Regions from separate parts of the Mus musculus genome. Here regions 1, 3, 4, 5, 6 and 7 are each linked to region 2. Evidence: chromatin loops called from intact Hi-C (ENCODE). Cell type or tissue: left cerebral cortex. All regions are shown on one strand. Links, peaks and the distances in the headings refer to the core of each region. The heading gives the core; the rest is flanking DNA.

Region 1 (4,427 bases), core at 300-4,299, 390 kb after region 2:
CGGCATATTTTTGTTCCAGGTACCAGAGCCTGCACAAACGCTGTCGCGTCTCTCCCGAGGCAGCCGCTCTGCTCTCCAGCCTGGCTCTGGGCCAGGTGGTCTTGGCCTTGCCAACAGGTTTCTTTGGTGGAGAGCTCAAGAAGTCTTTGCTTGGATCGTCTGACCAAGCAGAAACCGGGGAGTACCATGAGGTTAAAAGCACCCCTTACTCCCCAAAGTGCAGGTCGCTTGAACCGCCCGTATCCCCTCACCCCAATCTAGTGACCTGACTTCTTAAAGGGTGACTTATAAGGGATCAAAATAATTTTAGCCATGCCAAGGCTGGAGGGCTCTTAAAAAGGAAAGATTACTACAAGCAAGGCACAAGAAACACAGATCTGTTGTTCAGAGCGGCTCGCTCCTTTTTCAATCAGCAGCTTCTCCATTCTTTCTTTCTCTCTTGGTTGATACCTTCCCAGAAGCCCAGCCAAGCAGACAAGCAATTTCTATAAGTATAGGCCTTCAAATGAAAGGTTGTCCTTTGAGCCCTCACTGGCTACCTGGCACTTCAGTGGAATCAGTACCCGTGTTCTAGCCTCTGTCTGTAAGCGAAGAGGGATCTCCCACGGGCACACTCAGGCTATGCTTAAACCACAGGAACTGGGAGATTCACGGTCTGGGCCTAGAGTGGGGCCTTTCACAGCTTAATCCTCCCAGCTGGGCCTCAGCTCCGCAAGCCGCGCATACATCTGTTGACCCGCTGCTCTCTGGATGGCCTCCCTGCCAGGCTCGCTGGAGTGGGCGGAGAGGATAAAGTGACAGTGAACAACAGGAGTCTCAGCTCCTGGCCTGGGTTCCTGAGAGCACAGGCTGCAAAGCAGGCTTAACAGCCTCCAGAAACGCCCGCCCGGAGGGGCAGGGGCAGGACAAGACCTCTTTCACTTAAGTGGAGGGTTTACCTCAAGGACAGGATCTCAAGGACTCCTAGGTGCTCGGTGTAGAATCACCCTGAGACTGGGAGGCACTCTGTAAATGCTTCCCTGGAAAACTTCCGTTGGGCAAACTACTGGGACCAGCAGGTTATTCATCTCCCACAGCATGGTGGTCCAAAGGCAACAGGGAGCAGGCAACAGACTTCTCCACACCCAGAAAAGCCCGCTGTCACCTTCGCTGCTCACGGGCACACTGTCCAACACTGGCTCTTTGAACCACAAACATTTTCTCACCTAGCCAACAGCATAACCCACTTCATAAACTGTGATCATGGGGTCACGCGGAGAGATGATAGAAGACTCGCTTGTTAAATGCAACGTTTTAGGGTTGTTTTTTCCCACTCCTGTATCATTGAGATTAAATTTATGTGTTTTGCTGAAATTCACCTTTTTTATACCTCATTCTTCCACTCCTATGAACGCATGCTTTCATGTAAATTGCATTACAATCAAGATAGAAAACATTTCTACAGTCCCCAGAAGTTCCCGCACGCCCCTTTCTAATCAATCCTGACCCCTCAGCCCCAGCTCCAGGCAGCACTGATCTATTTTCTGTCCCTATGGTTTCCGCTTCTTTCCAGAATGGCACATAAATAGAACCGTACAGTATGTGTACGGCTTCCTGAGTCAGGCTTCGTTCACTTAGCATGATCCATGACTGTGTTAGTAACGTGTTTTCTCTCATCGCTAAGAAGCATGCAGGTATCTGTCACCCATTAACCAGCTGAAGGACGTCTGGATTGCTTCCAGTTTGGGGTGATTATGAGCAAAGTCAGAGTGAACACCCAAACTCGGGGGTTGGTGCGATTGGAAGTTATCATTTCAGTAAATAGCCTGAGCCAGATTGGCTGGTATCAGTGCATTCATAGCTTTGAAAAGTAACTGCCAAACTGTTTTCCAAAACAATCGCAATTTATTCCCACCGGCAGCATAGCTATGATTGTTCCATGGTCCCGTGTTTTTCTGACATGGTTGCAGCTTCTTGTTTGATTGCTATTTTCATGGGTAACTAGCTGTAATTAATTGTAGTGGTATTTTAGTTGTATATCAACAGCGATGCCAAACCCTTTTGTGTGCATACTTACCATCTATATGGCTTCTCTGATAACACATCTGTTAAGATGGTTTGCCTGCATTTTATAGAGCAGTCTGGTTTTTACTTACTACCAAACTGTGAGATTTCCATCTACACACAAGCTCTTTCCCAGATATGTGATTTACAGATGTTTTCTCCACATGTTATTTTTCTTATTCTCTTTATTTTTGGTGTTGTTTTCCATTTCCTTTATTTTTTATTTCTTGAAGAAAAAAAAAGTAAGTTTTTATCAAATCAAGTCTAGTTTATCAGTTAGATAATCTCTTTGGTTTGTATCCAAGAACTCACTGCTTAAGTCAGAACCACGGAGATTTTTCTCCTGAGTGTTTTATAGCAGTCTGTGTCAATGCTGTCTTCTCCTCTGTTTATGTTTATGTAACCCCGCCCACACCACGCTCAACAGTCTGTCCTTCCCTGTATCCAGAGTCTGCTGCCAGTGTGTGCATAGCATTCTCTGGGACTCCCTGCCCTGTTCAATTGATCTAAATGCCTGTCCTTTCTACAGCCTATCCTTTCTGCAGCATGGTTCTCATCATTCCTGTGATAAACGCCTCGGAGTTAAGAGAACGGACTCTTCACCATGAGCCTGTCTCTCATTGGTTGCTTCCTTAAGCTAATTTCCATAATGGTCTCCCAACCATCTTCATGATTTCTATTGGAGAAATGATTTGCTCCCAGGTTGGAGGAGAGCATCTTCGTCCAAGGGGAGTTCACAGTGGGTAGACACGGTGGATCTCTATTTGTATCAGTTTTTTTTTTCACCAAAATCTTATACTTAAAGCAATACAGATCTTTAACACTTTTAAAAACTTTTAATGTGTATCCAGTGCTCTGAGGGGTGCTATTGTAAATGGCACTTTAACTGCAATCGCATTTACTGAATTTCACCGGGTGAGTGTTGGGTGCTTTTGCAGAGAAATGTAGCTGCTTCGCTGGGTCGCTCCTCGATCCAGAGCTGATTACCTCCATTAGTAATTCTATCAGCATTGAAAATCGATGACTCGAAGGTTTCCGAGATCGATTGGTATGATATTACAAGAAGAGACTTTAAAAACTACGCGCAATTTTTTTTCTTGTCTTATCACACACTGCCTAGAACTTCCACAGCTGTTCGGATTTAACTTGTAGGAAGGATTCCCTCCCACCCTGTGTGTGTCTTGAGGGACCTTGCTTAGCTGCTCACCTCTGAGCATCCTGATGGCTGCAGGCATTTTCAACATGCCTTTACAGATGGGGAAGCCTAGTTTGCTGGCCATTTTACTTGTCCTTCTGGTTGTTTGCTTGCTTGTTTGTTTGTTTGTTTGTTTATCATGAATGGATTTTAAATCTATCTGCTGAGATGATCACAGAGTTCTTCCTCTGTAGTCTGTTTATAATGGAGAATTACACTGACCAGTTCTTAAAATGCTTAATCACCACTATATCCCAGATTACAATGCCTACATTCTAAGTGTTCTTGATGAGAATATATAATGTGCTATTTTAGGGGATCAGCCTGCGGAGATCACTCGGGACAGGTTAGGTTGGTAGAGAGGGTCGTCCCATCATGTCTCCTCACTGATTTTGCTCTATGTTCATTAGGCTGATCTAGTTAGTGCTGAGATGGGAGTGTTGAAATCTCTGATTACAATTACCTATCTCTTTTCATCTTTGTTAGTTTTTGTTTCTGTGTTTTGAAGTGTTGATATTAAGTTGGAGCTGCTGTCTTGTGTCTATTTCCCCTTGTTCCATCTGCTGCATCTTTGTTCTCTTCTCCCTGACACTGCATAGCTTGTCCTCCATCTTATTATCTAGCATTGACATCATTTTACTTTTGAAATTTATAGCACCGACTGGAACTAATTACAGCCTATACTCAAATAATAGAAAGCATTGCACCTAAGTGTCACAACTGTAAATATCCAGTCCCTTCAGACCTTTGTCCCATTGTTGTATGTATTGGGTTTTCTGTTTGTTTGTTTGTTTGTTTGTTTGTAATATATTAAACACACACCACAGTCCTACTGTTCAGTTTTAGGTGGCTATCTTTTGTTTAACAGAGTGACTAAAGATGATGTTTTAGATGCCTTGATCTGCACCCACCTTAACCATTTCCAGGGAGGCTTAATTTCTGTGTGCAGATCTAACTGTCTGCAGACATCCCACCCCTCCGCTGAGGAGCTCTTTAAGGCCTCTCTGGGTCTACAGTTGTGGTTGTGGATTCTCTCAGCTCTCGCTCTCTCCAGCGGCCTTTGCTTCACCTCCGTTTGTAAAGCTGTCCTGGATGAGCCGGAGCTTTGAGTTACACAGTTCCCTTTACTGTCTTCTAGAAGACACAGACTCGGAGTGGAAATCGGTTACTCTGTCTGCTGTTTCCTCTC
Region 2 (4,427 bases), core at 111-4,110:
TTGCCTACCATGTAGAGATGCTAGGTCCCACCCTCAGGAAGGCAAAACCAAGCAGAGCCTTTCATATCCCTTGTTGAAATTCCAGGTGATTTTTTTTTTTATTTGAAAACTTAGTCTACAATAGTTCTTACTTTCATTGCCTGATTTTAATTGTCAACATAGTCTTAACAGCTATCTTTGATTTCAATGGATCCTTGTCTGGTATTTACCATAGTATTTCCAGAGTACAGAGTAGGCGCCTCAAGAATATATGAAGTAGTACAGTGCAGTGAATGTATTTGACAAATGGGGGCTGTTGAGAGGGTATGTTCTTTAGAAACGCAATAACAGATTGGGGTAGTGGTGAAGGGTAAAGTAAAACATATGTTTCTGGGAGATGTGCAAGGTGAGATTGAGGGACCTGATCGAGAGTTGGAGGTTCTGTACCTGCTCCTTGCTGACAGGTCCAGGACAGAGGAGAGAGGTCCCTGTCCCTCTGGGGTCTCTCCAGGGCTGAGCAGGATGGCGAGTGTCAACGGCCCAAAAGAAACACACAGAGTTGGGAGTCTTGTTGAAGCAGGAACTCAACTTTATGGAGTCAGCCTCTTGCTTATATAAGTTTGGAACATAGGGAGGCGGGTTTTGGTGGGGTAAGATGGCGTAGTGACTGACAGGGTCAATGGCAAAGCTCTACATCAGCAACGACAGGGCAGAGGCAGGGCCAAACAGGTCTTGCTGAGTCACCCCAATATGGAAGTGACTGAGACAGGTCTCAAAACTTGAGCCAGGCTTAGGCTCTCCCACAAGGCCGCAGAAACTCGAGCCAGATTCGAGTTTGTCCTCAAGGCCCAAACCAGGGCCAAAATGGGGCCCAACAGTTCTGACTTATGTGTGTAGTGTATGGTAAGGAAGCCAGAAAAGGAACCTATTCTCTGTGTGAACTTAGGTGCTTGGTTGCCTTGGAGATTTCCAAGAGGAGCAATCCAGTGGAAGTCACTGATGCCCAATTATAGAGAAAGAATAGATGTGTACTCTCTATATTCCACACTGATGTGTTGCAGTTATCGATCACTAACCTACAGATAAGACAGCTACAATTTAGGATCTGTTTCCATTAATATTTAGAAAACATTTTGGCATTTTATAATATGGTCACTCCATTTGGAAAAATAACCTGGGCTGGAGAGATAATTCAGTGGTTAAGAGCACTTTCTATTCTTCCAGAGGACCTGAGTTTGTTGGCCAGCACTCATGTCCAGAGTCACAACAGCCTGTAACTCCAACTCCAGAAGAGCTGGCACCATCGTCAGCTTTCTGCAGACACCACACACAGCACTCCCCTAACCATGTCTCTCTCATACATACATTTAAAAATAATTTTTAAAACTTGATTGACATTTACTTATTCTATATTTTTTCTTTTTTATCTACTTCCCATGAGTAATCTGAATTTTACTTTCATATAACTAAAGAAGAAAATGAAAGTGCATGGAACACAAAGGTGAAAACGTTTCAAAATGTATCTCTAATTAGCTCCTTTCATTCTTTGGGTCCTTGATATATGGGTGTCTTTCTTGTGAGTCCCCATGTTTCCTACATTAGCTATATATGGGTTTCCTTTTTCTTCTCCCTTAACTCCTCGAGTGGGTTTCTGGTCAGTAAAACTGTTTGGGAATGCAACGTGGCTTCACCTTTAATAGGGCTAAAGAGGAGGAAAGAAAGACTTTACCTCACGCTGGAACATAGTTATGAGACACTTCACTACCTCACTGGGAGTATTGAAAGAGGTTCAGAAATCACTGTAGAGAATGTGAGGACACCCAAAGAATAGCCTACTTTTTGTACAAAGTGCGCTGCAGTGGAAACCCAGACTGATTTCTAAAGCAGTATTGTGCAATCACATGCTCTCAGTCTTCAAAGGCCTCCACCCCACCACTAGGGGGAGAGAAAATCCTATACATGTAAGTGGATTTGCTTCCTTGAACAAATGGGAACCTTCCAGCTTGGTACATTTTATGTCTAATCATGGACTCTCAAATGCCTATAAAAGCTAATGGTGGAAATAGGGACTTACCACCCCCTTTTCTGGCTTTGTTCTCTATCAAAATTATGTCTCATTTTCAGAAATGCCTGTTGGTCTCTTGGTGGTGTCTACGAGAGGCACTGTTTTCCAGATTTCCATTGGACTTCAGGGGGTGGGGGCAGTTCTTCTACCAAATCTTCTTTCATGAGACCATTTCTTGCCTTCTTTCTGAATGCCAAATATGTACCCGTCAGAACTCTTACTGATAGACAGCTCTCTGGCTGAGAGAGCTATTTTGGATCCACAACAAGGTGGCTGTCATCTGGAAGACACAGAGATTTTCATTTTCAAGGCACTCAGGAGGTAGCAGGACAGAGTTTCTAACCATATTTTTTTCAAGGAGCGTGTCGCAGATTCCCTCCCCAACGTTATTCAATCAGTTTTAAAAAGATGTTTGAGCCAGCTGATTTTCACTTACAAATGAGACTAGTTAGGAAGTATATTGTAAATAACATGCTTGGTTTGGGTTACTCTTTTTCCAAGTCTTGTTTGGCAAGAGTTGGAATAGCCTGGTTCACCTCTGTATTTGACTTAACATCTTTATATAAACACATTGATTTCTGAACACGAATCCCCCCACATTTAGATTGAATTTAATTGTTACCCTTCCCACTATCCATTTTCCTAGGGTACAGTGGGGGAAGTGCTATGGAAAAGACATTTTGTGATAAGTTTGTAACTTCTTCAGCGCCATGTGCTACAGTGTAAGAGGAATAATACAAGTGGCACAAAGTCTCTGCTTTTTAAGAAGAAGCAAACAATTTTAATTGCAACATTATAATTCCAAGTAAAATAAAAAAGATAGCTTCTGCTGTCGTGACACTGTATCTCAAAATCTATTTGAAAATATGTGCAAATCTTAAAACCGTGTGAACTAATCTTTTTCTTTAATTAACTACATTTGTCCTGTGGAGACAAAGGCAATGCTTTAAAAATACATAGCAGATGAATATATAAAATAGCCATTGTAGTCTAACAAAGCTGGATGGGAGTTGTCACAGTGTTTCTTAATACAGTAATAAGTTTGATCTCTCTGCTGGATAATATTTTCTATTTGTCTTTTTGACTATGGAAAGAAGCCCAATGTTGAAATTCAGCCATGTGGATAGGAAGGGTTGGTGGTAACGTTAATTCAAATTCCCTATAAAAAAGAAAACAATTCATTTACGATGATGGGCATGTGACAAAACTTGACAAGATCATCTGCATGTAGTAAAAACATTGGAACAAAGGTAGTTCATGTCTTTGAAAAAAGCATTCTTTAAACACAAAGTTTCTTCTTAGAAAACCCCACATTTTAAGGTCTAGAAAAGTACCACTGGGGGAAAAACAAAGACTGGGAATACATGCCTGCTGAGCAGTTGGGAGAACAGGATTCATTTCTTTTTATTTTTCCATTAAAGTCTTGCTTCTGATAAAATACTGATGTGGAGGGAACAATCACTTTCTCTAGAAGATTGCTGTGGGGCAAAGAAATCTATAACCCTTTCTTCATTCCCAATGCAAGGAAATAGAACACCCTGCTCAGGGCCTTTGTGGAGATGAAATGCCAGCTGGGAAGATGAGGCCAGCATGTCGTTATTAGGCCTGGCCTAGGAACTATAATATTTTTGTGGTCTTCTCTCTGATTCAAGGAATAGCTTGCTGATCTAAAAATATGACTGAACCCAGGAAAGAAACAGGAATAGTGTATCAGCAAAAGTTCTACCTGCATGTGGCCCCTTGACTCATCCCTTGCCTGAAGGAAGATAATCCTGAGTTGCAAGTACGGAGAGCTAGAAAATATTAAACTCCGTGTTTCTGCAAACTGTGGTTTGCATGTGATCAAAGCTCTGCAAGGAACTAAAAATGCTCCCTATTTTTGTGCTTTGGAATTGAGTATTCTAGCCATCAGAGCTACAGAGTTTGTGCGCATGTGCATGTACACACACACACACACACACACACACACACACACACTTCTAAGCTCTACTTTCATTCAAAAAATAATGCAAAAAGAATAGCCAGTGGCTATTCCGTTTCAAAACAGATATTTTTATTTGTCAGCTTGTTCTCTTATTTTAGAGCCAAAGGATGATGATGAATAAATGTATATCATTAAAGAATCACTCAACAGAGAATGCTGGGGAGAGAGCTCTGTTGGTAAAGTGCTGTCTGTCCAAGCATGAGGATCTGAGCTTGGGGCCCTAGCACCCATGTCAAAAGCTGAGTGCTGTGTTGTGCATCTGCAGCCCAGAGCTAAAGAGATGAGCACAGACAGGGCCTATACAGTTTCAGTGAGAGACTACACCTCAAAACTTAAGGTGGAGAGTGACTGAAACAAGGCTCAGCATTGACTTCTGTCAATAACATATATAATATGTAC
Region 3 (4,427 bases), core at 108-4,107, 210 kb after region 2:
GAGATGAGTAAGACCTTTGTTGAATAAGTAATAAATGTTGCTGAATTGGAATATTATGCAGTCATTTCTTATAATATAAAAGATCAACAACATGGAAAAGCATCTCCAATATATTATTTAGCAGAGAGAAAAACATAGCTATAAATAGTGTTGTTTACAGCACCTGGTGGCACAGGCCTGAAGGCATAGCCACTCAGGAGACTGAGGTGGGAGGATTGCAAGTTCAAGGCCAACCTGGACAACTTAGCGAAGCCCTGACTTGATTCCAAAGTTGAAGGAAGGCTGAGGTGATATAGCTCAGTGGGAAAGTGCTTTCTAGCATGAGCCAGGCCCTGAGATCAAGCCCCAGCATCACATGAACTAAAGATGACTCTTCCATTTAATAAAATACACACACACACACACACACACACACACACACACACACACGAGTCTGCACAAACGTGTGTACATGTTCACACACTATTAGAATATTTATCAAAACAAATAATTTACTGTCTCAGTAACAAGGTTAAAAGATATTTTTGCTTATCAATTTGATAATTTTTAATTGTTTTGTTTTAATGCATTTTCTGGAATGTAGTACTCAGCATTTATGTTGTGCATGAACTTTTGTGGTTGTATTGAAATATGATTTCCCACTTCTTAAAAATGTTAGAACTGAACTAAGGTGGGCGAGCATTCTTGAGTAAGGCACAAAGACCATTCACAGGGTTCAAAGGTCAACTAGGAAGATAGCCGTGCAAGATGAAAAGAACAGGAGTAGAGTCAAAGAAGGATGTGGGGCATGAGGGACACAAGGTGACAGGAACTTGCAGTGTGGACTATCTTCAGGTCATAGAAAGGGATGTGGGTGAGGTCAGTGTTTCTATAGTGACAAAACCAATTCAATAATAATAGCAGCCCAATGATTACACAGTCTGTGAAGGGAACACTGAAGAGGGTGCTGAGGTCTTGAAGGGCCACTGATTCTCCTGTGTGCGATGGATGTGTTTGATGGTGAAACAAACAGAACCCGTGTGAAGAGTCGTGTTTCTGGGGCTTGGGAGATGGCTCGTGGTTAAGAACACTCACTGCCCTTGTGAAGGACCTGGATTCTGCTCCCAGCATCCAGATGATAGCTCACAACCATTTGAATTTCAGTTCTAGAGCTTCGGACATCCTCTTCTGGCCTCTGAGTGCACAAAACAAACACATGGTGCACATATATGCAGGTATGAACAAAATACTCATACACATAAAATAAACAAATATTTTTTAAAAGTTAAAACAACAGCAAAAGGATCAGGTTTCCACTGGGGCAAAAGGGCTAAACCAAATGAAATTGCCAGAGGTCATTGCCAGGCCTTCAGCTTAGCTAGCCAGGGACACCCACTGGTGTGTGAGCCACAGTTCTCTTGTTAGGTATGGAATTCACAGTTCTCTGATGGAGACAGACTTGTGGCCAAACTCTAGGCAGGCCATCCCCAGCACTCCAGGGGAGGTGGGTGTGGTCCTCAGCTTTTCAAGATTATTCTGCCAGGTTTGTCTGAAGGTGTTTGTTAAAGAGCTATCAAATGTAACCTTACTATGAAATTCAGATTACAGAGAACATTGTAATAGTTCCTTCTGGAATGAAAGATGAAATGTACTAACTGAGTCCTGCAGATGAGAGAGCTAAATGATCTTTGAAAGAGAGATAGAAAAAACAACCCCACCAAAGAAACCAAACAAAAACAAAACAAAACAAATTCTTGTTACTTAATGTAATAAAGATACTTGCATCATTTTGGGAAAATTGGAAAAGTACCAGAAAAGAAGTCAAAATAACAGCAGTAACAAAAAAAATATTTTTTTTTGATGAAGAATTAAAAATCTCTGCTCCTTGGTATCTAACCCCAATCCTAAATTAAGCACAGTGCTTACACTTGGGGGAAAATATAGAACAGTTCTCCTTGAAAAGAATTCTTGGCAGCATACACCACCAGGGTGATTGGCTATGGCGACTCCAGCGTGTTTGTTTATTTGTGTCTAAAATCTTTAGTGCCTTGCAAGTGGGCCCTGTTGCCCACACTTCCAGTTTCGATTGACAGCCCTGAGAGTTGCTCCATTCACAGCCATCAAAGACATATTCCTTCAAGCTTAGCATAATCCTTTTTGAAGGGCTGCAACAGCCAGTGTTATACTTGAGGAAGAATTTTCAGCCGTGGAGGAAGGAGATCAAAGGGGTTTTCTGTGATTGTTTTTCTTTTTTGGATAAAAATTCATTTGACAAGAAAATTAAATTGACCAGAATGTAATAGCCTCCTCTCTTTCTTACTCATTTAGTCAACCAGTCAGTGAAGGCCAACTGAAGGCATTCTGTGCCAGGCTCAGTGCTGGCTAAGGAGTGATGAAAGCCTGGTTTCAACCCTCAGGGACTTCAAAATCTAACTAGATGCACCTACCTATGAGAGTCTAGTGACATGTGCACTGATACTAAAGACGTCATATGGAGCTGGTCTTGGCCATTTCCCCAAATGCAGATTTTTCCCTTGTCCTGCAAGGTCTCTGCTGCCATCATCTTACTGGGGATGAATTTCCTCTAAAGCCAGGGAGATGACCTTCTCCTGCCCCTCCTGCCTCATTCCACCACTCTGCCCCACATCAGTCTGCTATGTAGGCCTCGGGTTCTGTAGAACTCGGGTTCTGGCTTTGGATTTGATTTAGCCAGTTCAGGGTGGTAGGAGGCAAATGAGAGGCGGGACAGTGGGTTTGTGGTGGTGTGTGTGCCCCCTCTTCCTGTCTCATCACTTGTGACCATTTGACTAAAGAATGCTCCCCCACTTCTCCCCCCACCCCCCGTAGGCTTATGTATGCTTGAATGCTTGGTCCTCAGCTAGTGGAACTGTTTGGGAAGAATCAAAGGGCGTGGCCTTGTTGGAGAAGGTGTGTATTGTTGGAGGAGTAGGTCACTGAGTCAGTGGGGTGGGCTTTGTGGTTTTAAAAGCCCAGATTGGACCCAGTTTCTCTCTGTGTCTCTCTGTCTGTCTGTCTGTCTGTCTGTCTGTCTCTCTCTCTGCTGCTGCTGATCAGGACATAGCTCTCAGCTAATGCTCCAATGCCATGCCTACCTGCTGCTACCATGCTTCGTGTCTTGATGGTCATGGACTCATCCTCTGAAACTGGAAGCAAGTCCCCAGTTGAATGCTTTCTTTTTTATAAGTTTCCTTAATGGTGACGTTTCACTGCGGCAATAGTGACCCTAAGACATCACCCTAGGAAAACAGCAGTGGGAACTGACTTCCACACAATATCCTCTCTGCCCCAGGAGGCATAGCAGCTCACTGGTGTTTGTCAGGTCACTTCACTGTCTCCTTCAGTTTCCTAAATACAACTTGCACTTTGTGGGATTTTTGTTTGTTTGTTTTGCTTCATTGATTTCCGTGGGGCTGGAGATGGAACCCGGGGCTTTGTGCATGCTAGGTAAGCACCCTCAGCCCAGGCCTTTGTGAATGGCCCCACTACGACACACTCACCCAGCTTGATGGGCTACTTACCTCATGTCTTCCTCACACAAAGGGGCAAAGGCCTTCTTCATTAAAGGAAGCAACACAGGATCCATTTTTGACTAGTTCTGAGGCCAAAAATGATGGAACACCCAGGAAGCCTTGAAGTAAATCTTCTTGCTTATTGTGGCAGTTCAGCAGGTCACAGATTTTAAAGCCCTCCTGTCTGGTTTATTTTACCAACTGGGAAACTATTTCCTTGCCGCTTCTATCTCAGGGCCCAGTTCCCAGCATCCACCCAGCCCTGTCCACACAGGCCGGAACAGTGGCCTCCCATCTTTTGTTTTGTCTGGGATGGGTTCCTGCCACAGGCTGGGCCATCAAGCATGAGGGACTGTGTCTCACTGGTTTCTAACAGGACTAAGCCTTGTGTCTGTTCCCCAACTGAGGTGCACATGTCCGCTCTCTCTGCAGCTGAAACCCTGTAAGCCATCTCGCACTCAGGAATTCTGAAGCACATGATTAGCTGTCCTTAGCAGGGTTCAGTGGCTGAGATCTAGCTACTGCCACAGGCTACCAGAGCCAACTGCTGGTGCTCTTGGAACAGTGCCTAGATACAGTCTCTGCTTTGCGTTTAGTATAGATCGTGTGTTGTGACCAGTGTATAAGCAGACAGGCCGCATGGGCTAACGCCAGCTCACGAAGTAGAGTTGCTGCATGTATAGACTGTCCTCAGGGCTGCTCCAGGTACTCTCTCAGGAGGCTGGGTCCATATTACATTCAGAAAGTAGAAACGAATGGATGAGTTAGACTGTTGATAACAAGAGGAGAGAGTGTAGCAGCTATCAAGCCTTAGCTTCAACTCTGTGCGTTCTTCTCTTCTTTACCTTTGAATACATACCTACCACACTCCTCCCCATTTAAAGACTGTGTTCCTTCCCTCGATGAACACCGTGCTGG
Region 4 (4,427 bases), core at 102-4,101, 200 kb after region 2:
TATCAAACTGAGAGCAAGCTTGCTGTAAACATGGCTGGCTCTTTCTACCCAATCTGTAGGGAGTGTCAGTGTCTGGCAGAGTGGGGCCTCTGCTTGCATGAGCTTCACTGGTGTGTTCATCCCACGTCCTAAACTGCGGTACCCATCTGATTCCGGTCTCCATGGTGATGGTTACAGCTCCCATCAGGATTTGCAGCCCTCATCTCCTTCTTCCTCTTCTGCTTTTTTTCATCCTCTTCTGGTAGCTGGGTCAGAACCCAGGAGGCATCTAGAATCCTTGCCTCTCATCAACATGGCCTCTGCAAGTTCTGTCAGTGTCACAGGCCTTCCCATAAGTCTCTACTCTGTCTCCACAACCCCAGTCTGGATTTTGTCACGTCTGACAGGAATACTGTAATGGCTTCCCCATTGTCATCCCTTCTTCCTGTCCCACTGTGCAGTGCTCACTCCTCAGATCTCACCTCATGGCCTTCTGTTCTCCTCAGAGATGAGCTGTTGAGATAATCTATTAGCATGGCGGCAGCAGCCCTCCTCATCCATCTCAGGCTTCCCCTACAGAGTGTTTGCAGCCTGATGGGAAGCCCCACACCTTGGGTTACATTGCACCAGGCAGTAACTCTGGACCAGTATGATGTGGCAGCCAAGAAGCATGCTCCCGTTGCAGTGGTGGCCACCTCAGCAATACTCTTTAGTCTGTTGCCCTAGGCTCCTCATCTGTAGGTAAAAAAATGGAATCCTAGGGTGATCATAAAATGGCACGCACAGAGAACTCAGCTCCAGAGTGCCAATGGCTTCCTCTGAGGACCAGAATGTAGATGTGGTGGAAGTGTGGCCAAGGGGGTGGGAGCCCAGGATGAACTTAAATAATATCAAATGGACACATTTAGTCTCCTTTCAGCATCTGAGTTTCTCAATAAAGAAAAAAATATAAAGCTCTGAGCTGTGTGTTTTATTTCATAAGATACTTTCTGGCTTGCTCAGTTTTTGTAGGCTAGTTAATTCCCACATGACAGGGGTGTTACACATCTCAAAGATCTGTTTACTTAGCCGGTGTGTATTAGAGTATTTTATGGAGGTTTTGCAAGACAAAGATGGCGTTCCCAAGGAGAAACACCCACTCCCCTGTGAGTCACCTTCAGTACTCAGCTATTCACCATGAGAGGGCACCATCAAGGGGGCATACAGAAGGAAGGGAGCTTTCTAGATAAAGAGAAGCCAAGTGTCCCTGCTGCAGGGGAGCCAGCTCTCCTGACAGTGTGGGCCTGCCACTGATCTGAAGGCCTGTCTCACTCCCTACCTGCCAACAACCCCATCTCTCCAGCAACGGGCTCACTAATTTCTCACTTTACTCTTTGAATCACCTGTGGGTCTAACCAGAAGGTTCTAGAACATAGTAATTTTTCAGACTCATTAGGGGCTGCCTTAGCTTTCACCTTCAATTCTGTCTCAAGAAGGGATGATCTTTAGGTCGGCCAGGAACAAACTTTCCTTCTTTTGGAAGGATCTGTCTTTTCTTTTATTCCCACTCCACTCAGAACTATGTCCTCCTCCGTGTATGGCGGTGTGCTGACATATGAGTATTTGTGTTCCCCACTATTGTGGTTTGAATTGATATGCCCCCTATAGGCTTGTGTCTGAACATTTGGTCCCAGCAGATAGGGCTATTTGAGACGACTGGGAACTTTTATAGTGGTTTTCAACCTGTGAATTGCAACCCATGACCCTCTCACAGGGGTCACATATCAGATATCTTGCAATCTGATATTTACATGGCAATCGTTAACAGTAGCAGAATTATAGTTATGATGCATCAATGAAGATAATTTTAGAGTTGATCATCACAACATGAGGAACTGTTTAACTGTACGAAAGAGTCGCAGCATCAGGAGGGTTTAGGAGGTACAGATGGGCTGGAATAAGTAGATCGATTAGTGAACCTTTAGACTCGATCGCCCCGCCCCACTTCCTGACCTTCCTGCTCCTTAACTATGGACTCAGAATTTGCTGCCACTATTCCTTCACCGCGATGGATTCCCTTCAAACTGAGAGCCAAAATATATCTTTCTTCAAGGCATTCTGTCACAGAAAGAGAAAAGTAACCAAGGTGCTCACAAAGTTCCTGTGTTAAAACCAACACCAGAATACTCTGAAAAGAGGCTGAAGGAATGGTTCAGCAGTTAAGAGCACTGGGTGTTCTTCCAGAGGACCTGGGTTCAATTCCCAGTACCTACAGGGCAGCTCACTAGTGTCCACAATTCCAGTTCCAAGCAATCTAATGCCCTCTGCAGGCACCAGGCACACACATGGCACACAGACATGGCACACACACACACACACACACACACATGTGAATGAACTATTCACATACAAAAAATAAAATGAACAAATAATAAATGAAATAAATAGATAATAACCTGACAAAAGCAATATAAGAGAGAAATAGTTTACTCTGCAATCCATGGGTACAATCCACTGAGGTGAGGAAGGAGCTTGAGGCAGCTTGTTACTTCTGCAGCCAGGGAGCAGAGAAATGAATTTTGTGCTCTGCTTACTTCCTCCTTTTTATACAGTGTAGGATCCTAGCCAAGGGAATTGTGCCGCCCAGAGTGGACAGATCTTTCCACCTCAATTAACTTAGATGTTCTTTCACCTGTGTGTTCAGAGGCCCATCTCTAGGTGATTTTAGATCTCAGTAACTTGACAATTGTGATTAACTGCAACAAAAACGGCCCTGTGAATCTGAATTCTCTCTTGAAGGGGCAGAGGTGGTTTGTTCATTCAGCAAGAAACCACCACTTATTTAAAACTGGCCCAAGTGAAATGGCAAGTGTTCTGCTACTTGATGTCCTTGACTTTGGACTCCTCAGCCCCCAGAATCCTGAGAGAAACATCCCAGCAGTTTCTGAATCTCAGGTGCTCTCTCCCCAGCCCCCACTGTGTTTGGAATGAGAAGCCATACAGTCCCAGATGCTTTCTTGATGTGTGTCGATCAATTGGGAAATTGATTTCCCAATTGGCAAATGCTTTCTCCTCCTTCTTTCCTATCTTACTTTGCATCTAGGCAAAGACATGCTGATCACTCAGCGGTGCTCTAGCTGCCAGAGGACTCTAAAGAAAAGGAGAGAAAACTTTACATTCTGAGTGGTGGCTCCCATGTTTTCCTCTAGTGCTTTGGGGTCCCTCCCTTTGGAAAGCAGAACCTGCCCCTCACCCTAGATTGCCCTCAGTACACGATGGCTCACCTCTATAAACAGATAGCAGAAATGTTGCCGTGTGACTCTTTAGCCTGGGTCAAGAAAGGCATCATGGCCTGCCTGTCTCATTGTGCCCCCTCCTGCCACCCCTGTACCCAGTCTCTCTCATCACTTTTTTAGGGGGAAACGAGCTTCCCCTCTCTAGAGACTCTCAGACAGCCTTACAGAGAAGCTCCTGTAGCAAGGCCCCGCTTGCAGGACTTCCCTAGACCTTCAGATATCTGTAGCCCTGGACGGCATCTTGCCTGTAATCCTACCAGAGACTCCTCTGAGAAGGGCCACCCAGCTCAGCAGCTCCTGGATCCCATAAACATGGAAACTGTGGGTAGCAATAGGAAATGCTTATTGTTGAAATTGCTAAGCTTTCGGGAAAAAATACAATAGCAATAAACAAATACTATAAAACAATGCTTGAGTTTTTTCAGTGGGGACCAAAATGGGCTCTGCACTGTGGTTCTGTTATGCTACACTGGCTGAGAGATTGCAATACCCATCAGGTTGTTGGAATTTTAGTTTGAGAAGTTGACCTAGAGGCAGGGAACACTGGCTTGCTTTTTGTTAACTCTCTTCTCCCTCCCAGAAAGCTCAGCAAAATAAATTCAAGAGAGTCATAAATGGAAAATTAGGTTTAAACAAAAACAGTAATAACTAAGAACTATAACCAACACTGATATAACTGTTTTATCACGGTGAGCTTCCTAGTAGCTATGATGAAAAGGGAAACTAGTAGGGTAAGTCTAACTGCATATAGCTCAAGTCTTCTTGTTGGAAAAGAAACAAAGTTATTTTGTGTGAGCACTGGATTTTAAAACAAAATTCTCTTAATGGATTTTGAGCTAAGTAAAGAGCAGGCTACCAGTCATATTTGGGGGGGGGGATATGGTTAGCAAAAGCCATTTAGCTGTTACTCCTATTCTTTTGGAAAGGAGGGAGGGGAGTGTGGGTCAAGTCCAGCAGGCAAAGTAGAGGAAACAGGAGTGACTGGAGTGACTGAGGTCTTTGGAAAATAGCTTATAAATGGTGATGATAAAACGCTTTCCATCTAAGCTCTGCCCCACCCAGTGTGCAATAGTGCATGTGCTTTTGTGTGTGTGTGTGTATGTGTGTGTGTGTGTGTGTGAGAGAGAGAGAGAGAGACAGAGAGAGACAGAGACAGAGACAGAGACACAGAGA
Region 5 (4,370 bases), core at 1-4,000, 91 kb before region 2:
GGCACTCTCTGGCCACAGCAAGAACTCTGATTGAGGTTCTTTTGGGGTACTACGCGGCAGATTTTAGAAGAAAGTTGGGCTAAGTACCACTGGTGAAATGAGGGGCCAGGTTTTAACTTGTTAGAATTCAAAAAGAGAAGGTAAGGCCATTGTGGGCGGGAGGGCTGTGTGCAGTGAGTGGGAAGGTGGGTCTCCACTCTGGGCTGTGCCCTTTGCCCAGCCCTGTTGCCTGGAGAGGAACGGAGCCTTTGTCCTGCTCAGCTTCTGAAGTCCTCTGAGTTAGTCTTTGACAGTCTGCAGCAGCTTTTCAGAGCCAGGCACCATTTCAGAAGCCAGCCCTGGCCCTGATGTGATGTGCACTTCCTTCTCCCTAGCTTTCCCTTCGGGTGCTGTGCATGCTTGTTGGGCCCTTTTGTAACTCAGGTGCCTGCAGCCAGAGTTGCTTCCCCAGTCAGCGTCTGCATTCTTAACTTCCTGGTGTCCCTTCGGAAAAGGCAGCCTCCTCAGGGAGCAGTTAAAAGGATCCCTGCTCTACAGCAGGAGGATGGAGAGGTTTCTGTGATGACTGAAGGGACCAGGTCATTGGCTCCTGAGGTTTAGTTACTTTCTCAGCAGAAAGGAGGAGAAGGAGGAAGAAAAGGAGGAGGAAGAAGAAAGAACTCCCACTCAAATACATTAAAACTACACAATAATAGTGCCATGACCCGACTTAATGTAAAGACTCCTTTAACTGAGCTCTGATTCTAGAAGGTGGCTAGATGCTAACCCATTTTACAGCAAAGGAAACAGCCTTGGTGATCCAGGCCAGGGTAATCACTCAAATCTGCCTACTTGTGACACATTGAAAGGCCATCTCCTGGTGGTAAGCCAGCTCGGGTCCACCCCAGGGGATGCTGGAACTGCCTGAAGGATGTCCCTGTAAGTCTTCGGACCCCTTTGCTGCTCTTCTGTGTCATGAACAATGATTTGTGGATTCAAGCTGGGCAGGCAAACCTTAGCAGTGACATCTCCAATTCACAAGTCACGCTAGATGTAAAAAATCCACAAAGAGCATGGTTTAGCGAGCAGGGTGGGGTTGAGTTGGGAAGTGGAGGTTAGGCGTGAGAGGCAGCTCTAAGGAGAACTTGAGTGTGGAGGAGTGGGGGGTTATTTCCTTGGTCACACATTCTGCAAAGTGTTGTAGGCTCCCTGGATAGACTGGCCAGGGTTTGTGAGACATTCTCAGGGGGCTTGGCTCTTGAAAAGAGCAGTGTGTGGCTGAAACCCTGTGCCAGCCTCCAGTGAATGGGGCAGGGACCCGGGCAGAGAGGGGCTTTCGGGAAGTGAGTGGCAGCTGAAGTGGGCCACATGCAGTCTAGTGTGGCCCCTGTGTATTGATACCTGGTGACTCACTTGATCATTATAGCAATGCCATGAGCTTCTGACAGTCAGAGGAAGTGAGAGCACAGAGAGGTGAAGCCACTTGCCTGGAGTAGCCCAGCTGGTAGGTAGGTCACAGAATCTGTGCTCTTAGCTATAGTCCCAGTGCCTCTGAAGCTTAGTAAGATGTGGGTGAAGGGAAATGTGGGGACGGAGCTGCAGGGGACGAGGCAGCCAGCACAGCATAGATTCCAGTCTGGGTGTTCTGATCCCCAGTGGATCCAGGCCAGCTTCCCCAGTGAGCTCCGATGGCTCGTGGGAGACCTGAAGTGTCTGAGGACCAGTGTGGGTGGGTCACCAAGGCTGACCTTGGGCCTCTGCATTGTTAATACCCCTGATGGGGCTAGAGGGAGCTCTGATAAGAGATAGTAGGAGACAGATTCTCAACAACTTCTCTGTGACACGAACTGTGATATGCTTTAATCCAAAAGGATATTTAAAGCAGCAAAGTAGAGGATTTTTTTTAACACTAAAGACTATAGTAGTGAGATGTAGAAAGTACTATAAATGTCAAGAATTTTTAGTGCCGTCGTTAAGCAACACTCTGAAAAGTGTTGAAAAATGGGGCTGAATTCTAAAAAGCAGCCAGAATAATGAAGAGCCTGGATACCGTGATTTGGGAGGGTTGATGGGATCATTTGGGGAGGGGCAGAGGTGGCATAAAGAACTCCTACAAACATATGAGGGCTGGAGAGCTCAGGAATCAGTCAGGGAGATTGAACCATTTTAATTAGGAGAACCGATTTGGTATAAAAATGCAAATCAGCTGGATGTGTTGGAACCTGGGCTCGTGCCATCTTAGATTTATGTTGCTGAGGGAGACACAGGCCCCTGGAGCCCTCTTTAAGTGCTGGCTGTCCAAGCCCTTTGTTGCCATTAGATCCTGATGGCTGTGTGAATTCTTAGCCTAGTCCATCCCATTATCTCTGGTGATCTAGAGGGATCTCTTACTCTTCTTGTGTTCTGGAGGCTAGAGGACCCAGACAGAATGGGCTGGGGTTTCTGGGAAGCTGAGGTCAGAGCAATAGCTGCAGAACACAGGAGTTTAAGGAGCTGCACCTGGTGACCAGGGTGGCCCTGGCAGGAGTAGAGTAGTTGGCTCAGTACTGGGTATCAGGAGAGCAGAGGGGCCACAGGTGTCTTTGGTAGATTTCCCATGAGCCCAGTCTCCACTCAACTGTCAGCAGTGGTAGCAGGAGCTATTGGAAGTCAGTCTGTCTGCCTACTGTCTGTGTCTGTCCATCTATCCATCCATCCAGTCAGGGGTTTGCTGTTGCCCAGGTTGATCTTGAACTACTGAGTCACATGACCCTTCTTCCTTGATCTCCCAGATAATCAGGACTTCAGGGTGTCAGTACAGTGTCTAGCTGGGAATTTCTTGCCAACCCGGTATTATTGCCACATCTCTTCCTGTGTATGTGATTTCAGATAGACAGTTCTGTGTTACAAGCTGAGTGCTAGCTATGACAAGCTGGACAAGCTTGTCATGGAGAATATCAGGGCTGTCTGCAGATCTAGTCGGGAGAGGAACTGCACCCACTACTATTCCCTCCATGAATCCACTTGCCCCTTACACACACACTTGTCATGTAAGAGTCCCAGAACTGTCTTCTTTCTGTTTTCAGATCCCATTCAGGAGATCTCCAGGCCAGAAAGTGACAAGACCCTTTTGGATGGCCCTCCACGTGTGCTTCAGCCCTTCCTAGGCAACAGAGCCAAGGTGACCAGGGCACCCCCAAACCTGCCTCTGCCAGTGAAGAACACCATGCTGGCTGCTGCTCTCTTCCCAGAGTTCCTGAAGGAGCTGGCAGCCTTGGCCCAAGAACACTCCATTCTGTGTTACAAGATCCTGGGAGACTTTGAAGACTCTTGCTGTTAGCTTTTTATACTACTATTTTCATAGAGATTTGGTTTTATAAGGTTATAGTGTCTTGACTGAATGTTAAATGCAAAGCTGCTTATCAAAAATGTCTACTTTGATATTTCCTGACAATACTTGATTTATCGGGGGGTTTTGGTACACCTCCTCTCTCCAGCCGGGTCTCCCCTTGTTACACAGAATGTCTTGTGAGCCGGCTGTCTCCTTGGCAGGCTCTTTCAGCTGTGTTTCCTCTTCAGATGGTTTGTAGTTGTCTCCCATGCCTTGGATGGAGGAGACAGAGACCCTCAGTTTGTAGCTCAGATGCCATGGAGCGCACACGGAGGTTCTGTGACCTCTGGATGCCTGGTGGGGGTCAGTGCCTCAGCAGTCTCACGGAGGTTCCTCCATGGTGGCACACACATGGCCTAGCAGCCTCTGCAAGAAGTGAAATGTAAGAACGGAGCTCCTCCTGCCACATAGGACACATCATTGGCTGCTCTGAATTTTACTTCTAGGACTTGCAATCTTTCCATACCTATTGCCTTAATGTTGTGGGGAAAATCCCCAAGCCCCAGCTGTCTGCCCAAAACTTCGCACACAGAGAGAATCTGGAATGCAGGATTTTTTTTCTTGTTGCTTGAGAGCTGTTCTAATCATTGGAGCACAACCAAAACTCAAGACAGCCTTAATTCAGTAAGATTTGCACAAAAGGAAGCATACCTATGCAAACTTTGGATCTTAGGCATTTGATCAGATGGAAAAAAGTGTGGTGTCATATACTTATGTTAAAAACATTATTGTTTAAGTATTTTATGAAAACAAACGTTAACTTGTAACGCAAAGAGGATTTTTTTGGGGGGGGGTTGAGGGTGTGCAGAGCTTGGAATGGGTGCAAAAGATAAAAATTCTGCTAACTGTAACTTGAGAAACTCTGGTTCTTATTTTACTAATATGTTGCCCTTGTAGAGAAATAAGCACTGTTCAGCCCATGTCAGCAGCTGGGACGGAGATGCATACAGGTCACAGGGAGCTTGTGAAGTTGTGAGTGCCTGATGGTTACTCCCTCCCCACAGCCATGCTGCATGCCAAG
Region 6 (4,427 bases), core at 172-4,171, 650 kb after region 2:
GTAGCAACATTATTCACAACAATCACAACATGGAAATAATCTAAGTAAGCTAAGTGCTACACACACAGAGTTGAATACTGTTTTGCCTTCAAGAAGAAAATTCCAGCCTTGACACATCATTGACAGTTGAGGCTATCATACTAAGTAAAACAAGTGCATTACAAAGAGACAGGTGTGGCATGACTCCACTTATAATCAAACACTTAAGCAGTGTGTGGGGACAGTTCAGTTCAGAGACAGAAAGCACAAGGGTGTGGAGATAAGTATGTTTAACTGCTACAGAGTTTCAGGGGAAAAAAATGGGAGAGTTCTGGAGAGGGAAGGTGGTAATTGTTATGCAATATTCTGAGTGTACTTAATGCCACTGAACATACGTGAACAAGGAAAAACATTACTTTTTATGTTATACCTGCTCAACCACAGTAACAAGTTTAAAAAGTAAATGATAGTAGAATATAACAACAGTCCTTAACACTGGGACTGGAGACTTGGCTCAGTGGACTTCAGGGCTCTTGCTGTTCAAACCTGAGGACCTGAGTATGAAGCTTTGCACACACCCACAAAAAAAGCTGGGTGTGGTCCCGTGAGTCAGTAACTGTTGTACAGGGAACTGAGACAGGAGAATCCCTGGGGATTGGTAGCCTCTACTTAGCTCCAAGAGACTGTCTTGTATCTCAAGGAAATAAGGCAAGGGGTGATTGCACAAGTCATCAGTGTCTTCCTGTCTCTGCATGGGAGTATGCAGACAGACATCCACATACATTCACATTCAGATACACACATACACTTATTTTCTTATAAAATAATTTATGAAGGACCATGATCACAGTCACATGTCACTTCTAAACAAGGACATGCTCTAAGAGATGCATGGCAGTGCATGCACAACATCATTCCCAACAAAGACCCAGGGGTAGGCCAGAGAAAAGACAGCATAAGGACACTGGAAATCTATAAATTATTATGGCCAGGGCCAGGGGCGGGGGGGTGGGGGAAGGTAATAACTGATAGTTAAGAGAAACATGTCTATGGTCCCACCAGCCTCTCCAGAAGAAATGTCACCACCTCCCAGTCTGTGTGTGTCCTTTGACACTCACTTTACTCTCTAGAGGAAGACTGATATTTTGTTCACATAATTATAACCCTCACTCATATTCTGCCCGTCTTCTTAGAATAACCTTTTTGCTAATATATCTATCCCCAGATATAAATACTATCTATTTTGCTAATAATATTATAATATAATTTTATACAGAACGAGATCTTTATTCTTAAAATAATTTATTTCAGTGATAATCTCTGAAAACAATTAGCACTTCTAATTCCTTTCAGAACTATAGGGAAGATATCATTTAAACTAAATGATATCTCTGTGCTTAAACAAAAACAAAAATGAAAGACAGCCGTATATTCTGTGAGAATATAATTTATTTTGCATAAAAAACATACCAAACAGGCCAGTTGCAATTTAATTTTTACTCAGCCCACTGATTAATTAAACAGCACAATAAACACTGTCTGTTCTCACATTTACACATAAAAGTCTCAGAGACCTGTAAAGCCGCCTTGTTTATGTGTATGTTCTGTTAAGATCCAGGTTCCCAGATAAGCCAATCTATGCGACTTTTGAAGTCTGATGTAAGCGGGGAAGAAAGACGGGATCTAAAGGAGCTGGGACAGGAAGAACTTTAAGTGAACATAAGGCTTTCTCCTTCAGTTCTTAAAGAGCTAAACAATTATTACGAAGGAAAAAGGAGCTTTCCATGTTCCCATGATTATTTGTGACAATAAAAAACACAGGAGAGAAAGTGAGCACTGTTGTATATCAGAAACTGCATTTTCAGAAGCACCAAGTGGTAGCATTCTAAACTCTTTTAAATTGGTAAGTAGCTGCCCTCAACTGGATAATATGAGCACTGCAACTCCAGCAAACCTAACACTAAATGAAGTGTCCAGCCAAGCCTTTATAAGGATAAAGATATAAAGTAGCTCTTCAGTGATGATCAGTGCAAGCTACTAACTTCCAAGTGTCTGTACTTTGTGGAACTCTTATTCTAAAGCCATGTTGTCAATCTAGAATGGAAATGTGAAAAATTTCAAACCCTTCAAATATCCAAGAAAGCCCTGATGAACGAAGCACGAGCTGGACAGTGGGTGTAGAGCCTCACAACCACGGACATTAAGCAAGAGCCTGGTTCACGTGATTAGCTACTCAAGAAAACCACACTCCATGAAGGGCATTGTGTACAGTATGCATGGCTCCTCAACTATTAGCACAGTAAGCTAGTTTCCTTACAGTGTCCAGACTAGCCTCAAATTCGAGGCCTCAAGCAGTCTTCCCTCCAAGAATCCTCTTGCCTCAGCTTCTACATGCAAAGTGACACTGCACCAGCCTTAAGAAACTGATTTTGTATAAGTTTTCACATTTTTTCCAATGGGAAAAATATTGGATCTCAGTATTATTCAGTGCTTCTGTGAACTTAAAGCCACTTTTGTTAACACCACTGTGTTCTTGGTGAAACAGAAAATTCTAGATACTTTTAATAGCACTACTGAAAGTTAAATAAGTCAGAATAACTATTCTTTTAATATAGAACATTATATATAGAATATTGTCAACCTGTGCTAAATCAATTTTCGGTCTTTCATAGCCTAGTGCCAAAGAGAAAGGACTCTTACACTATTGCCCGTTAAGAAATTTATGCATAAAAATGGAGAAACTGAAACAAACAGGGAACAGTCACAAACCAATAAACTGTCTTCTTGTATTAATAATACCTCAACTATAGAAAAAACAATTCAGCATAAAATTAAATTTTAACTATACAGTGTGGCCCCTATACCTTTAGTATTCATAAAACGAAATCAAATGGAAGAACTGTGTTTATAAACTTTAAAGTCCAGGCTAAGCAGTGGTGGCACATAGAAGACAGAAGCAGGAGGGACTGTTTGAGTTGGAGGCCAGTCTGGTCTACACACTGTATTCCAGGATAGCCAGAACTACACAGTGAGACCCTGTCTTAAAAATGAGGGAGGGTGAGCTAAGGTCCAGTCCAAAATGATTTCCAGAGAAGTTCGACACATTTAAATGCTCAGAGTACTTGTCAGGAAGTTTACAATTTCAAGTTACAGTTTCTAGGGCATCCCACCATTACTAGTGTACTAGCAATACTACAATGTATTCTTGAACTTCCTAGGTTAAGTTTCGATATCTAAGCACAAAGAACAACCCAAAAGCACTAAGCACATAAGCAGACAGTAGCTTGGATTCTGAAACAGTACCGAATGTATACGGGCATTCTACAAATAGACCTAGCAGCTACAAATTCACAAACCCACAGGGGTTGCCTAAGACCATTATAAATTTACATTATGTTCTGTAACAGTAGTAAAATGATAGTTGTGAAGTAGCAACAGGAATAATTTTATGATTACCACAGTACAACTATATTAAACTATAGTTAAAGGAACTATTTTAAAGGGTCCCAGCATTAGTAAAGTTGGGAACCACCGCTCTAGGCTAAATTATCCAAAGCTGACAGGCAACTGCACAGCACATAGATTATCAGGTGAATTTTAAATTCTAGGGTCAGTGCCACCATGAAACAAGGAACTTTAGGCTGGCTGCTTATCCCACACTTCAGATTCCCTAAAGAGAAGGATGGGACAGAAGACTGACGGTGAAAACTTTACAGTCTGGAGTGTATACTGTAGCTTTCTTAGTCTCATGTGCGTGTCTGGACTATCGATTTGTGAGCCTTCTTTATCACGAGTTAGTAAAGTTAGCTTTACAAAACATATCCAAGGGCCAGCAACATGGTTTAATGAAAAAAAAAAAAAAAAAAAGGTGCTTGTTGCCAAGCCTGACGACCTGGGTTTGATCCCTAAGACTCAGATGGTAGCAAAGAACCAACTCTTAAAGGTTGTCCTATGACCTTCATGTATATGTCCCTCCCCCTCATAAATAAATAGATAAATAAGTAAATAAATGTGATTTATAGAAACTTTAAAATAGAATACATCTAAACAAAACTCACTGTTTCAATCCAGTAGTGTATATTCTACACGTTTCTTTTTGTTTGGTTTTCATTTTTTTTTCTTTTTTGTTTCGAGACAGGGTTTCTCTGTGTAGCCCTGGCTGTCCTGGAACTCACTTTGTAGACCAGGCTGGGCTCCAACTCAGAAATCTGCCTGCCTCTGCCTCCCAAGTGCTGGGATTAAAGGGGTGCGCCACCACTGCCCAGCATGGATACTCTTTCAAAACAGGCAATCGTGGCAATGTGTTAGGTAGTGTAGTTGAGTTGTATACAATGAAAATATTTTAACTGGAAAGAAGGTATAGATGTAATGAAAAGTTTTAAAAATTGACCAAAAGATGAAATTCAAAAAATTAACACTACAAAAAATCATATATTTTTATTTTCTTT
Region 7 (4,427 bases), core at 273-4,272, 640 kb after region 2:
AAAGCTCTAAATTCATGACAATGACCTTGGACTTCCTCAGAATGATATTTAACGCGCACTGTCATTAGTAAAACCTGCTCAAACACATGCCCCATCTGCCAGCACCCCATCTGCAAAAGAGCTTCTTATTCTTGTAGCCAGTACAACTTCTGCCTGCTTCCTCCTCGTCTCCACACCAGCTGTATGGTAATGAGCGTGAGCAGCTGAGAAATACTGCATGGTAACAAAGCTAATATGAAAGCTTGCAGAACAACCCTTCCCCTCCGGGGAGCAGGCACAGCAGGAACATAGCTGATAAGCTATTAAACAGGGTGCAGACCTGAACAATGCTTCGCCCTGTGTGTGCAGGGCTTCATACCTATAAGCATGTTAAAGCATGGTTCCTATACGTCTAAAATGTAAAAGAATGAAGAAAGCAAGGTATAGCAAAGAACGGCCTAAATGTTTAAGTATATTTGCTAACAGATGAGAAAGCTGAGTTCTTCAAATGCTTTAGTGTCTCTCTCTACACAGTAATGAGGACCGCTTTGATCAGAACATTTTCAAAGATGTCATCAACTGTGTTCCACTTCTTAATTACCAAAGTTAAGGGGCTGAAAAAAGAGAAAGGGTTTCAGAATTTAAAATCATAAATGGAAGGGATTGACTAGAGACAGTGAAGCAAACGACAGAACACATGAACCAATAAACTCTTTTCAATTCTCATTTAGTACTTGTACAAATTCTACTTAATGGGATTCTAAGCCAACACACTTATTCTAAACATGTGGGAATCTGCAAACAAAATACAGAGATGTCACCTATCATTTTCTCATCGATATAGACATAATGGGGTTAATCTTTACACAGGGTAGTCACACTGAATGAATCTACATAATGTGAGTCGAACCAAGCCACATTAACTTTCTATAGGCAGGGATTATCAGTCATTCAGGAAACTAAAAAATAACTGACTATTCAAAATGGATGCTATGCATTTTCTCTCACAATTTAAAAAATATTCAAAACAATAATTCTAAAAATAGTAAGAATTATTACTATATCAGAAGTAAAAGTAAGATATACTGGTATTGAGAACTCATCTCGCTCTTTAGCCACATGGGCTTGAGGACGTGAGCTCTTGTTAGAGCCACACACACTTCCTATGGACTCTTTCGTTGCCACCACAGCAACCCTATGAGATAGTAGTAATCTCTCCATTTACTCAGCTGATTTACTAAGGCTCACTTAGTAAAGGAAAGAGTAAGAGCTCACGCCCAGGTTTGGACAGCACCACCATCCACATACTTAATCTCTCTGCTCTTCTGACATGAGCCAACAGTGAAGCCTGGGTTTGCTTTGTTCACTGTTGATTCTCAGTGTGTCAAGTAGTCCTCAGATCACAGGAAGAAAGCATCGAGAACAACAAATACATGGGAAACAACTGCTCAGTTCTCTCTCACTGAAGTCAGAAAAAAAAAAAACCTGCAAAAATCTATAACAAAGTTTGTAATAATCTCACTACTTAAATATTGAAAAATAGTATTTATCAATTGAAGAATCTTAAAGTAAGACTATATATTATTCTAGGTTTTGTTTGCTTGACAAGTTGACAAAAAAACCTCTCACATTCTTGAAAAGTTCTTATAAAGCAGTTAAAAACAAACTGTACTGATTTTAATAGTTTGCAATTTTTCATGAATTAGTTACATTTTGTTGTCTAACTACAGATGAATTTTACCCTTTAAATTAACATTTCCTTGACTTCAAATACAAATTAAGGACTCTGTAAAACAAGAGTTTTGCATAATCCACATAAGAACCTGAATTGGACTTCACAAAGCAGGTGCAACCATGCATTTAAAAGTCAGATAGATTGTTATCATTTGTCCAAGAACAAGGCTGCAACTGCAACTGTTTAAAAATCCTCAAATTCAGACAAGATTTACAAAAACGGTGCAATACTGCCCCTATATGTTCACTGTAGTAGTAACAATGACATTTTACATCTAAACTGGTAAAGATTTCTGTGGATGATTGAAAAGCTGTTTGGGCTTAAATTGCTCACAAATAAACTATTATTATGAACCACCCACACACAAAAACGTAAATAAGCACAGGAATAACAAATTTCAATTTCCACACTCAAGACCTGTAAGGAAGAAATTTAAGGTAACAGTGTTATTCAACATTTCTATATTTTTTTTCTTCTCAAAACAGAACTGAGTACCATCATATAAAGATATCACAACCCAAAACTAACTGTCCATGTCCTTTTAGGATCAGTATTTAACCTTTTCTGTCTTGGGTTTCTTTTGGCTTATATCCATTTATCTCAGATAGGTGATTGCTATTATCTCAGTAGAAAATTGTATCCTACATTTCAACACTCCTGGATTACTTGATTATTATTTAACTGGCCAGTGTGCTGGGGACAGTAAGTTAGGCAACTTTCGCACAGTCAGGGAGAGGGAGAGCAGAGGACTTGATTCTGACCCAGAGATGACTCAGAGGCAAACCACTGGGATGTGACTGACAGGACACTAAAGACTCTCTAACAAAAAAAGTCTTGCTGTAGAAACATGAGTAGAGGAAAATCATGTATATTTTTTTAAAATAGAATTCAAACTGTATTTTCTGTACTAGAATTTCTGAGAACAGATTATATATTTTACTAAGGGCTACAACAATTCAAAGTGTGTCTGTCCATGTATGTGTATATACTTGTGAAGAAACTTTAACATAAAATACAAGTGTATAATAAAAGAGGGCTGGGAGATGGCTCTGCAGCTAAGAGTGTGTGCTGGGTTTGTGGAGGACCTGAGTTTGGCTCTAAGCACTCATTAGGTGGCTTACAACAACTTGGATCTCCACTTCTAGGTGATCCAATATCTCTGGCCTCTGTGGAGCCCTGTATACATGTACACACACACACACACACACACACACACACACACACACACACACACACACAAAGTGTCTGCTGACACATTGTATTTTGGCACAACCCAAATACAAATGCATCCTGTAACTATAATGGTTATCTTGCTTATTTAATACCTATCTGATGAATGAATGAAATCATGTACCTATGGTTTTGTTTTTGAGACAGGGTCCCACTAGGCAGCCCAAGTTGAGTTGAGATCATATATCTTCCAATCTTAATTCCAAGTGTTGCATCAGTACATAGTATCCAGCTTGTCCTTCTGGTGTTTTTGACATATGACTATAGAACGATAACAGGAGATACATCTCTCAAGAGACAGAAAGGCCATCAGTAGTTCCTTATGGGAGGCCACTCTGTCTTATCCATCTACAATACTAGCAAAATGCAGATAACAGACATAATCTGTAATGGAAGGTTAAACTTAATTTAGCTTTGCTCTTATTTTAATGTGCAGACCGTCAAAAGTGGCTGGGGTTCCTTCCCATCATTTAATGTATATATCTGCCATATTTTAATCACTGATGAAAATATTTTAACTGCAAACTGTCATTATACTACATTGACCTATCTGTAACTAGGTAATAGATTTAGGTGTTTATCCATGCAATGTATGCTTTAAATTCATACATACACAGAGACTTAAGAGAGAGTTCAAACCGTCCTGAAATCTCCAAGAGTCTTCAAGTTTTACATATAAATGATAGTTATGAATGTTACAGTTCAACAGGCTTGGTTCTCTAACTCTGAAGACAGCTGCATTCATGCATGCGCATTTTGAAAGATAATGCACTTATGTGCATTTTGATGTGCACTTCAGAAAGATAATACGGCACATAAACTACATATTACAAAAACTTCTAGCACATTACATTATTTCTGCAGCAAAATAATCACTTAGATAAGTATTAAAGGAGGCCATCATACGTCAACTTTAAGTCTTTTAAGTCTTAGTTTCTAGGACTTGTTAGATTTCTGGTGTGCAGGCAAGGGGCCGTGCAGACTTATTTCAAACAATTTACTCTGCCAGGAACTTACTTCCAAGTTTATTTTTAGAGTATTTTTTTATTTGTTGTTCACTCTACCAGTCTTGACATTCAACTCATTTCTTAAAATGCAAGTTGCAGGTGTGAGTACCCTGCCTGTTGGTATTAAGGCTACTTATCATCTGTCCAGCTTATTGTGGGTAATAAGACATGACTCAGTGTTTCCTCAGTGTGATTTGTATAGCACGTGCTCATTTAATTTACTTTATGTCTAGATTAACAAAGGAAGCAAAACCCAATACTACTAAGATCTGATGACAAAAAGGTCCAGAAAGCAATGTCATAATTACATACCGAGATCATCCTATGTGAAGAACGTTAAGGACACAGGTTTTATGAAGAGGTCTATTCAAGGCTCTCAACTCTGTTCCATGGACTCAGGGTCTTTGAGTGGCCATTAGTGGCATCACACCAAAGGCAAGATCAAAGTGATACTAGCAGCAGTGCAATGAAAATCC

Evidence for each region. Hi-C counts contacts between places; a loop is a spot of excess contacts. Peaks named below come from ENCODE experiments on the same cell type or tissue, not always from the same donor. Only the 100,000 strongest peaks of a DNase experiment are listed, where the experiment ranks them.
Region 1: it touches region 2 in a loop (3.0-fold over the local background); 2 of 42 quality-filtered maps call a loop at or near these places.
Region 3: it touches region 2 in a loop (3-fold over the local background); 7 of 42 quality-filtered maps call a loop at or near these places.
Region 4: a loop joins it to region 2, with 4 times the contacts of the local background. A loop is called at or near these places in 7 of 42 quality-filtered maps.
Region 5: a loop joins it to region 2, with 2.6 times the contacts of the local background. A loop is called at or near these places in 5 of 42 quality-filtered maps.
Region 6: a loop joins it to region 2, with 4 times the contacts of the local background. A loop is called at or near these places in 23 of 42 quality-filtered maps.
Region 7: it touches region 2 in a loop (9-fold over the local background); 21 of 42 quality-filtered maps call a loop at or near these places.

What each region holds. Positions count from the first base shown.
Region 1 is chr3:85,182,399-85,186,825 of GRCm38, reverse strand. No RefSeq gene overlaps it. Among named protein-coding and RNA genes, the nearest start is that of Gm31096, 63 kb to the right of the region's middle. In left cerebral cortex, for the core only: no CTCF peak of the experiment used is centred there; DNase peaks (open chromatin) are centred at 463, 561, 1,622 and 2,461; H3K27ac peaks cover 2,262 bases.
Region 2 is chr3:85,568,937-85,573,363 of GRCm38, reverse strand. It overlaps Gm3740. Among named protein-coding and RNA genes, the nearest start is that of Gatb, 3.0 kb to the left of the region's middle. In left cerebral cortex, for the core only: a CTCF peak has its summit at 1,904 (motif pointing right); DNase peaks (open chromatin) are centred at 797, 1,920, 2,542 and 3,963; H3K4me3 peaks cover 38 bases; H3K27ac peaks cover 3,843 bases.
Region 3 is chr3:85,362,709-85,367,135 of GRCm38, reverse strand. No RefSeq gene overlaps it. Among named protein-coding and RNA genes, the nearest start is that of Gm52637, 21 kb to the left of the region's middle. In left cerebral cortex, for the core only: no CTCF peak of the experiment used is centred there; DNase peaks (open chromatin) are centred at 2,040, 2,320 and 4,070; H3K27ac peaks cover 2,904 bases.
Region 4 is chr3:85,373,412-85,377,838 of GRCm38, reverse strand. No RefSeq gene overlaps it. Among named protein-coding and RNA genes, the nearest start is that of Gm52637, 10 kb to the left of the region's middle. In left cerebral cortex, for the core only: a CTCF peak has its summit at 1,622; DNase peaks (open chromatin) are centred at 131, 796 and 1,091; H3K27ac peaks cover 1,857 bases.
Region 5 is chr3:85,659,893-85,664,262 of GRCm38, reverse strand. Fam160a1 (family with sequence similarity 160, member A1) reads left to right here. Exons shown (of 12, transcript NM_172682.3): 12 at 3,045-4,200. The coding sequence ends at 3,298. Among named protein-coding and RNA genes, the nearest start is that of Gm40082, 51 kb to the left of the region's middle. In left cerebral cortex, for the core only: CTCF peaks have their summits at 1,588 and 1,792; DNase peaks (open chromatin) are centred at 1,968, 2,144, 2,660, 3,823 and 3 more places; H3K27ac peaks cover 4,000 bases.
Region 6 is chr3:84,919,682-84,924,108 of GRCm38, reverse strand. All of the region lies in intron 4 of Fbxw7 (F-box and WD-40 domain protein 7), which reads right to left. Among named protein-coding and RNA genes, the nearest start is that of Gm40080, 43 kb to the right of the region's middle. In left cerebral cortex, for the core only: a CTCF peak has its summit at 1,903 (motif pointing left); a DNase peak (open chromatin) is centred at 1,894.
Region 7 is chr3:84,933,961-84,938,387 of GRCm38, reverse strand. All of the region lies in intron 4 of Fbxw7 (F-box and WD-40 domain protein 7), which reads right to left. Among named protein-coding and RNA genes, the nearest start is that of Gm40080, 58 kb to the right of the region's middle. In left cerebral cortex, for the core only: a CTCF peak has its summit at 1,948; a DNase peak (open chromatin) is centred at 1,922; H3K27ac peaks cover 843 bases.